Regions from separate parts of the Homo sapiens genome. Here region 2 is linked to region 1. Evidence: chromatin loops called from intact Hi-C (ENCODE). Cell type or tissue: Caco-2. All regions are shown on one strand. Each heading gives the region's core, and the rest is flanking DNA. Links, peaks and the distances in the headings are about the cores only.

Region 1 (5,976 bases), core at 1,140-5,139:
ACGCATGCATGCAACACACATGTACACGCACACATAATACAAACACCACACACACATACACAGACCACACACACAAAAGACATACACAGACTCACGTGAGCATGTGTGCATGCCTTATAAGGAAGGGGCTTTGATTAGACCCAAAGAGACTGTTAGCTATGTGCTGAGTAATAAATAGTCCCCAGAGAAAATAATGAAGGAAAATGCCTGGGAACAATAAACAAAAATTCTTTTGCATAATCTTCAACCAAGAGCTGGCCTGAAAGACTAAGTACCATTGGAAGACTTGCTTCTCCCCAATAGAATATAGTGATAGGTTGTCACACTGTGATTTTGTTAATTGTGTTATATAAAACTCAGTCATGCTAGCTTTTTTAATAAATATCTAGAGGTTCTCTCTCTTTTTAAAATTTTGTTTATTTGTAAAAATTTGGGGGTACAAGTGCAATTTTTTTACATGAAGAGAATGTATACTGATCAAATCACGGCTTTAGGGCAAGAGTCCCCAACCCCTGGGCCACAGACAGATACTGGTCTGTGGCCTGTTAGGAACCAGGCTGCACAGCAGGAGGTGAGCACAAGCATTACTGCCTGAGCTCCGCTTCCTGTCAGATCAGCTGGGGCATTCGATTCTCATAGGAGAGCGAACCCTATAGCGAACTGCACATGCAAGGAATCCAGGTTGCACACTCCTTATGAGAATCTAACTAATGGCCTGATGACCTGAGGTGGAACAGTTTCATCCCAAAACCATCCCCTACCCCCAAGTCCGTGGAAAAATTGTCTTCCACAAAACAGGTCCCTGCTACCAAAAAGATTGGGAACTAGGGTATTCATCACCCAAATAATGTACATTGTACCCATTAAGTAATTTCTCATCATTCACCCCGTTCCCACCCCCTTACCCTTCTCTCCTTTGCTGGCTTTGTAGAAGCAATTTACCATGAATTCCATAGCGCAAGGAGATGAATTCTGTCAACAACCTGAGGGAGCTTAGAGGCAGAGCCTTTTCTAGTCAAGATGTTACCAGAAACGGGACGCAATCCACACCTCACGAAAGCATTCTTGGACCTTGCACAAGAAAGAATTTGGGTCAAGTCCACAGAGTAAAGTGAAAGCAAGTTTAAAGAAAGTAAAGCAATAAAAGGATGATTATTCCGAAGTCACTTATGGAAATGTTTAATATAAATTTTATAGTCATAATCATTGGAACTTGCATCCTGACTTTGTAAAGATAAATGTATATATTATGATGCATTAAATCACTGCATATAGATTGCTGTTTTATACGTAGTATAATTTTAATTCAATAAATGAGTCAAAATTTGAAAAAAAAAAAAAAAAAGAATGATTATTCCATAGACAGAGCAGCAGCATGGGCTGCACGACTAGGAATACTTACAGTTATTTCTTGATTATGTGCTAAACAAGGCATGGATTATGCATGAGTTTTCCAGGAAAGGGGTGGAGATTTCCTGAAAGTGAGAGTTTCTCCTCTTTTTAGACCATATAGGGTAACTTTCTAACATTGCCATGGCATTTGTAAACTGTCATGGTGCTGGTGGGAGTGACTTTTAGCATGCTAATGCATTATAATTAACATATAATGAGCAGTGAGGATGACTAGAAAACACTTTTTATCGCCATCTTGCCTTCAGTGGTTTCAGATGCCTTCTTTACCTCATCCTGTTTTATCAGCAGTCTTCCTGACCTGTATCTTTTGCTGATCTCCTATCTCATCCTGTGAGTAAGAATGCCTAACTTCCTGGGAATGCAGCCCAGCAGGTCTCAGCCTTATTTTACCCAGTCTCTATTCAAGATGGAGTTGCTCTGGTTCAAATGCCTCTGCATTTTCCATGATTCAAACCATCTGCTGCAAGCAGATACCTTGATTGCAGCCTCTGGACACCCTAAGCAGAGGATCCAATCAAGTCAAGCCTGGACTCCTGACACACAGCAACTAAGATAATAAATGTGTATTTTTTTTAAACTGGTAATGTGGGCAATCATTTGTTACACAACAATAGAAAAGTGATGCAAATATGAACACGATTACTGACTTCTGAAGTTTACAGTCTCATGGAAGACATAGACAAATAAAACAGTTATCTGCAATAGAATATGGTAAAAGTAACACTGAGGAATCAGGGCAGTGCTGGACTGTGCTGGACACAGGCAGAGGGAATAAAGATAGATATTCAGGAAGCAGAGGCAAGGGCAGAGGGCAGCTGATCAGTTGGGCGGGAGGCTTGAAGGCCTGGCTGCCTAACTCAGGGCCCAAGAGAACTGATGGGCAGAGAAATGTATATTAAAAAAAGATGGGGGGAAATGGTGGATAGGAGACAGGACTAACTTGCAGCTCCCACTCAGAGGGAAAGAGCAGTGTGTGGAGACCCACATCATGAACTTTTGCTCCAAGAAGTACTACAGGTACATACCAGGAAAGCCGAGAGAATCCACAGACCCTTTGAAGGAGGTGGATTGCCCCTGCGGGCTCCGTGGGACAGCTGAGGAACTGTGAGTCGGCTTGCTTTCTCAGCTGGAAGGCTTATAGCTTGGGGCAAGTTCTCAGCCCTGCTAACCAGCTGACTGGAAATAAACTCAGTGCTAGGGCACAGTGGGGCACGGTGGGAGTGAGACTGGCTTTTTGAGCTGCAAGATGTGTGGGAATGGGGTGAGGCCTCTGGCTGCTGGCATTCCCTCACTTCCCTGATAACCTGTGTGATGCAGCAGAGACAGCCATAATCCTCTTTGGGAAAATACTGTATTGGGCTGGGAACCACACCCCCTTCCCCCAACAGCAGCTGCAGCAAGCCCCGCCCAAGGAGAGTCTGAGCTCAGAAGCCTAACTCTGCCCTCACCTGGCTGTCTTTCTCTAGGAGCCCTGGTAGCTGAAGACAAAGGACATAATCTCCTGGGAGCTCTATGGCCCATCCCCCACCTCCTCTAGGGCAAGATTACATCCTCCCTATACAACCACAGCTGATGTGCACTTGAAAGCGCCACCTCCTGATTGGAGGCCAATCAAAACAAAATTAGTATATTTAACAAAAATACAACCAAAGACCCTCACAGAGTCCAATTTACTACCCTGCTACCGCTAACAGACTAGGCGCTGGTATCCATGGCTAAGAGGCCTAAAGATGGATCACATCACAGGACACTTTGCGGACACACCCCAGTACCAGGCTGGAGACTAGATTCAGAAGTGACTAGATTCGGAAGAGAAGTAACAATAACTGCAGTTCAGATTTCAGGAAGCCCCATCGCTAGGGGAAAGAGGAGTGCACCACATCAAGGGAGCCCCCTGTGGGACAAAAGAATCTGAACAGCAGCTCTTGACCCCAGATCTTTTCTCAAACATAGTCTACTCAAATGAGAAGGAATGAGAAAAACAATTCTGGTAACATGAAAAAACAAGGTTCTTTAACACCCCCAGAAGATCACACTAGCTCATAAGCAATGGATCCACACCAAGATGAAGTCTCTGAATTGCCAGAAAAGAATTCAGAAGGTCAATTATTAAGCCAGTCAAGGAGGCTCCAGAGAAAGTTGAAGTCCAATGTAAAGAATGTTTTTTAAAAAAGATAACAGGATATGAATGGAAAAATCTTCAGTGAAATAGATAGCATAAATAAAAAATAATCACAACTTCTGGAAATCAAGGACACACTTAGAGAAATGCAAAATCCACTGGAAAGTCTCAGCAATAGAATCAAACAAGTAGAAGAAAGAACTTCAGAAGTTGAAAACAAGGCTTTAGAATTAACTTAATCCAACAAAGACAAAGAAAAAAGAATTTTAAGAAAATGAACAAAGCCTCCAAGAAGTTTGGGATTATATTAAATGACCAAACCTAAGAATAATTGGTGTTCCCAAGGAAGAAGGGAAATCTAAAAGTTTGGAAAACATATTTGAAGGAATAATTGAGGAAGACTTCCCTGGCCTTGTTAGAGATCTAGACATTCAAATACAAGAAGCTCAAAGAACACCTAGGAAATTCATCACAAAAAGATCAGTGCCTAGGCACATAGTCATCAGGTTATCTGAAGTCAAGGTAAAGGAAAGAATCTTAAGAACTGTGAAGAAAAAGTATCAGGTAACCTATAAAAGAAAACCTGTCAGATTAACAGCAGATTTCTCAGCAGAAACCCTACAGCTAGAAGAAATTGGGGTCCTATCTTTAGGCTCCTTAAACAAAAGAATTATCAGCCAAGAATTGTGTATCCAGTGAAACTGAGCTTCATAAATGAAATATATAGTCTTTTTCATGCAAATGCTGGAGAATTTACTGCTACCAAGCCAGCACTACAAGAACTGCTAAACGGAGCTCCAAATCTTGAAACAAATCCTCAAAATATACCAAAATAGAATCTCCTTAAAGCATAAATCTCACAGGACTTATAAAAAATAACACAAACCAACAAACAAATTTTAAAAAAACAATAAAACTTAAGAATATAACTAACCAAAGAGGTGAAAGACCTCTATAAAGAAAACTATGAAACACTGCTGAAAGGAATCATAGATGACAGAAATGAATGGAAACATATCCCATGCCTACAGATGGGTAGCATCAATATTGTGAAAATCGTCATGCTGCCAAAAGCAATTTACAAATTCAATGCAATTCTCATCAAAATACCACCATCATTCTTCACAGAACTAGAGAAAACAATCCTAAAATTCACTATACTATAAGGCCACGCATAAGGCCACAGTCATCAAAACAGCATGGTACTGGTATAAAAATAGGTATATAGAACAATGAAACAGAATAGAGAACCCAGAAATAAAGCCAAATACTTAAAGTCAACTGATCTTCAACAAAGCAAACAAAAACATAAAGTAGTGAAAGGACACTTTATTCAGCAAATGGTGCAGGGATAATTGGCAACCCATATGTAGTAAAATAAAGCTGGATCCTTATCTCTCACTATACAAAAATCAACTCAAGATAGATCAAAGACTTAAATCTAAGACCTGAAACCATATAAGTTCTAGAAGATAACACCAGACATTTGCTTCTAGACATTTGCTTAGGCAAAGACTTCATGGCCAAGATCCCAAAAGCAAATGCCACAAAAACAAAGATATATAGATGGGATTTCATTAAACTAAAGAGGTTCTGCACAGCAAAAGAAACAATCAGCAGAGTAAACGGACAACCCAGAGTGGGAGAGAATCACAATCTATACATCTGACAAAGGACTAATTTCCAGAATCTACAAAGAACTCAAACAAATCCGCAAGAAAAAAAAAACAATCTCACCAAAGAAGTGGGCTAATGACATGAATAGACAATTCACAATAGAAGATATACAAATGACCGACAACATATGAAGAAATGCTTAACACCATTAATGATTGGGGAAATGCAAATCAAAACCATAATGGGATACCACCTTACTCCTGCAAGAATGGCCATAATCAAAAAATCAAAAAGTAATAGTTGTGGGTGGGGATGTTGTGAAAAGGGAACACTTTTACACTGTTAGTGGGAATGTAAACTAGTACAACCATTATGGACAACAATGTGGAGATTCCTTAAAGAACTAAAAGTAGAACTACTATTTGATCTAGCAATCCCTCTCCTGGGTATTTATACCGAGGAAAAGAAGCCATTATATAGAAAAGATACTTGCACATGCATGTTTATAGCAGCACAATTCACAGTTGCAAAAATATGGAACCAGCCCAAATGCCCATCAGTCAATGAGTGGATAAAAAAATTGTTGATATACACCTTATGGAGTATTACTCAGCCATACAAAGGAATGAAATAATGGCATTTGCAGCAATGTGGATTGAATCAGAGACCATTATTCTAAGTGAATTAACTCAGGAACGGAAAACCAAACATTGTGTATTCTCACTCATAAGTGTGAGCTTAGCTATGAAGATGCAAAGGCATAAGAACAATACAATGGAGTTTGGTGACGTGGGGGAAAGGGTGGGAGGCAGAATGAGGGATAA
Region 2 (4,908 bases), core at 355-4,354, 120 kb before region 1:
TGTTGAAAATGCACATTTTTAGGTAACAGCCAACTGAATTAGAAACCTTGGGGATGGGGCTCAGGAATTTGTGTTTTAACAAACCAGGTAATTCTAATGTACACTAAAGTTGAGAAACACCACTTAGATCATTGCAGCAGTCTAAAATGAGTACTATGCCCAAATCAGTTTGAGTAATGCTACAATGCTACAAACTTTTATATCCCATGGGAAAAATCACAGGGTTCCTTAGCAAATTAAAAGCCAATCATTCTGTGGCAGGAAGCTTGATTAACTGACCATTTCTGTTTAACACTATTTGATCACAGAAACCATGAGGAAGTTGACATTTTTTAACCATTCAGATCCTGGAGTGAGGTATGGCCATGTGACTAGGTTTATCCAGTTAAATGTAGGTGGAAGTGATACGTGCCACTCACAGACCTGGTTCCCCGATATCTTTCATAAAAGATCCTTCCAGCTTTTTTCCCCTGGCCAATGCCCTGGGAAATTTTAGAAACCACATATTGAAGATTGTATGGTCTCTGTCAGCCTGAGTCCCTGAATGACTGTAGAGACACCACCCAATTGCCTCGTGGGAAACTGCCCTGAATTGTTTGAGTGAGAAATAAACTTTTATTGTCTTTGAGCTGTAAACTGAAAAATTTCCAACCATAACAGTACTTGTCTGGGAAATACAAAGCTGACCGCTGTGTTTCATTGCCACTAGTTCTAACTGGTGGCAAGCTGGAGCTGATAAAAGATCACAAGTTTTAGAGAGAAAGAGGAAAGACGCTTACTAGACCTAACTGAAGACTTTTCTGATTCATCAACAATGGATCTTGTTACAACCAACCATGTACAAACATATGGACCTATTCCCTCCTATATAGAGTGCTGGCTTTCACACTTAATTACCATAGCTATCATGAATGCCTACTTTTTTAGAACTCAAAACTGTGAGTTTTCTCTCTGAATGAACAAACTATTCAACAAATTCCTTCACAGGCATGTGATTGCTTGCCTGGTTAGTTAACAGACTCAGCCTTGTTTAGCTGTGTTTACTTTAAGTCAGCTTTATAAAAAGAGAGATCTCATTGGTTTATGGTGAGGATTAAAAGAGTACCACATGCTAAAAATCAAACACAGTAACTAGCTCTAGTAGTCCTCAAAATATTAGTTCTTTATTCATTCTCTGTTTTAAAAAGTTTTTTTTTGAGATAAGAGTGGTCTTTTCAAAGGAAAAGCTTAGTCAATGTAGGTGTTCACTTTAGAGCTTATGTGTAAAACAGAATTTATTTTTGAAAGTCACATTATCAGTATCTTGATGACTTGACACTCAGATTGTTTATTGGATTCTTGTTTCTCTTTCTAGCCATCTTGTACAAATGATGAATTCTGTACCATCTTGTCTTATACGTGGATTTGATGAACATGAACATTCATCATTTAAACAAGTCATGGATTTTATTAGATGTAGGATAGTCTAGAGATCAATCACCAATGGTTATATATTTAGTAGAGGGCTTTATGGTAAAACTCCCCTTTGCAAATTTTTCTGTCACAAGAGAAAATGTGGCATACATTGTGACCCATCCAATAGCATTATTTCCTTTTTCCTTGTGAACAGAACGTCCCTTTGTTTGAGTGACAGTGTGGCCATGCCTCTTTGCCAATGACAGTTTGAGGGGAAAGCAAGGATTACTTTTGACCAATAATCTAATTGCTGTTAAGAAAGATTTTCCTCCCCTCAAAAAGGCATAAGCTGTGCAAGAGCCTTTTTGCCTTTACCTTGTCCTTCCTGCCTGGGATCCTGTGATTTGAGGACGTTTTTTGTACCTTCAGTAGCCATTTTGACATCACAACAAGAATAAAGCCAATAGAATAGAAAGATGGAAAGAGTCAATGTTTCCTCAAGCCACAGAAGCACGTCTAGGACTAACAACCTCCAGTTATCTTATAAAGTAAACAATAAAGATGCTTGTAATTCCAGCCGTCTTTGGTGAATTTTCTCTTTATTGACAGCAAAAGTGACACAAATTAATAGCTGATATTGCATGAATGAAAAACATGTGTTTATAAGAAGTTTTAAGAATTTAATGCCAAGGGGCATTTGTTTAAATGTGTTTCTATTTAATCAGCCATGGTAAAAATGTTGGAAAGTCCGCTAATGTTTTCTGCTGGTCTGCCCTTTACTCAGGCCACACACTTAATGCTATTCACGTTCTACCAAAAGCTGGTATTCAAATAGACACTTTCTATTTTTGGAAATGCTATTGGATCTTATTTGAAAGGATATTTAAATGATAATAAACTCTCAAATAATATATAGGTGTTGCAGGTGTTTGATAAGTCTTCTATTTTATATGTGTACAAGAGAGATTTTCATATGCATGTGTTCGCTTGAGCAGCAATACTGAATGATATAATTGTTTTACAAAAATGTAAAATAAGCAAATTTGTATGTTAACTTTGCCTTTTCCTTAACTATAATTTTTATTAATTAGAACATAGAAATTTAAAATTATTTAAAAGTTCCCTTTTCATTATGAAAAGGACACTTTTTCAGTAAAACGTAAATGAAAGTAGCAATAAATTTAAAATGTTATGGCCGGTGCACTAGCTCATGCCTGTAATCTCAGCAGTTTGGGAGGCTGAGGTGAGCAGATCACCTGAGGTCAGGAGTTTGAGACCAGCCTGGCCAACCATGGCCAACATGGTGAAACCCCACCTCCACTAAAAATACCAAAATTAGCTGGGCATGGTGGGGGGCACCTGTAATCCCAGCTACTCCAGAGGCTGAAGCAGGAGAATCACTTGAACCGGGAGGCAGAGGTTGCAGTGAGCTGAGATCGTGCCACTGCACTCCAGCCTGGGTGACAGAATGAGACTCCGTCTCAAAAAAAAAAAAATGTGAGTTTCTTGCCTTTAAAAATAAAGAGAAATATCTAGCAAGGCTAACCAAAAAAGAGAGAAAATATACAAATTATAATATCAGAAGTGAAAGAAGTCAGTTACTACTGATCTCATTGACATTAAAAGGATGATAATGAAATATTATCAACTCTATGCCCACAAATTTCATAACTTAGAGGAAATGGACGGATTTCTTAAATAGTGCAAGATTAGTGAAAATAGAAGTCACTCCTGTGAAGTGCATAGGAATGAAACAGTTTGTCCCTCTTTTAATATTCCATGCCTAACCAGCAAATGTTGCCATGGTCACCTGCTTGTGTTAACATAGGATTTCAATTTATGAAGTGAATAAAACAGGCCTCAAGTAATTTATATGCTTTGTAGCTTTTCTTATCTGTGCTTAACAATGTTTCCATGCTTTAAATGTGACATTATGTAAGCACATAGACATATATAATTTTGTTGCCTATTTACAAGCAACCCAGTGAAATCTCTGGGGAAAAACCCTGCACAGTTACTGAATCATCAAATGTTGGCAGATTCTTGGACACAAGATATCGCTACTGGTATTTAGTGTGTTGACAAATGGCTTAGTTAATATGTGAATAACAGAGAAAAAATTCAGTGATCTAGTGTTCCTGACTATTTGTATTATACTTAGAGTTTATTTTTTCCCCTCGCCACAGTACATCCATGTTTTCCTGTAAGTTTTTGGACTTTTGAAAGAGTTCTTGTCTTTTATCTGTTTGGTGCCACCACGCCTGAAAATATTGTTCAGCAATGTATAGATGTAAATATGCCTTTGTAATTTGTGTTTAAATAATCCTCATGCTGCTAAAATAGCTCTTTATCTTAAATGGTAAAATAAAAAGGAACAATTAGCAAATTCAAGAATTGTGCTCCCTCTAGTCCTCAAGTCTCAAGTTAATTGCAAAATTAATTTTATAAAAGTTCCCATCATAAATCCAAAGGGTTGATAGATGGAAATTATGACAAAGTTCACCAAAAATGCAGCTTTTCCTAAGGAATTAGTTTTTAAATTTTCTTTCCAGTCTATTTTAAATAAGCTGGGTAAGTGCTGGCCATAGATCAAGAAAAGTAATTTCCATTTCCTTGACTTCTCTTGAACTATCCCCACACTCATTCAGTGTGCTTCATAGATATGGCCTATAGTAAGCTTTGTGTATGTTGGGCAGTGAGTCATTTACCCTTTTTAACCACAGGAACCAAGTTTGCTTCTACATTAATGAGAGGTAGAATGGAGAAGAAAGGGGAGAGGATTATTTTCAAGATTCATGAAGAAGCTAACGGCAATACTCTACTGGATGAACAACAGGTATAAGATTTGATCAAAAAGAATTTGGAGGAAGAAAATGGGTTTCATTTTGAATATGTTTTGTTACAGCAGCAATTCCCAAAGTGTGGACCCTGAACTAGCAGCACCAGCATCACATAGAAACTTTTTAGAAACAGATTCTCAGGTCCCGTACTAGACCTACTGAATCATAAACTTTGGGGATGAGCCCAATCCCATCCACAAAACAATCTGAGTTTTAACGAGCGCTCCAGGTGACTCTGAGTCACCTTTCTAAAGTTGAGAACCTCTGTGTTAGAATAATCTGTGTCCCAACCTGGTGTAGACTTTTGGTAGTGAATTGGAAATGAAGGTTTAGAGCTCTCAAGTCAGTCTTAGGTGGGAGATTTTGAAGTGACTAACACATAGGTGCTAGCAGAAAGCATAGAGTTAGGTGAGATTGTCTAGGGAGAGTCCTGAGGATGAGAAGAGCAGAGTTCCAAGAATAGCACCCTTGGGGCAACAGTTAAAGGAGGATGCCGGTGAAGTGTTCAGCCTGCACTGGGGCTCGACAGTCAGGCCTGCATACCCTTCCTTTGGGCTGTCCTAGTCCTAAGGCAGCCTCACTCTTAGACCTAGAATCTAGGAGCCCACAAATAAAATAGTAGCAAAATAAACATATTTGTATGGCAAGTTTTTCCATCCTAGAAAATTAGGTA

The links. Peaks named below come from ENCODE experiments on the same cell type or tissue, not always from the same donor. Only the 100,000 strongest peaks of a DNase experiment are listed, where the experiment ranks them.
Region 2: a loop joins it to region 1, with 9 times the contacts of the local background. A loop is called at or near these places in 1 of 110 quality-filtered maps.

What each region holds. Positions count from the first base shown.
Region 1 is chr12:39,119,571-39,125,546 of GRCh38, reverse strand. All of the region lies in intron 1 of LINC02406 (long intergenic non-protein coding RNA 2406), which reads left to right. Among named protein-coding and RNA genes, the nearest start is that of LINC02406, 23 kb to the left of the region's middle. In Caco-2, for the core only: no CTCF peak of the experiment used is centred there; DNase peaks (open chromatin) are centred at 1,786 and 2,736.
Region 2 is chr12:39,235,734-39,240,641 of GRCh38, reverse strand. No RefSeq gene overlaps it. Among named protein-coding and RNA genes, the nearest start is that of LINC02406, 93 kb to the right of the region's middle. In Caco-2, for the core only: no CTCF peak of the experiment used is centred there; no DNase peak of the experiment used is centred there.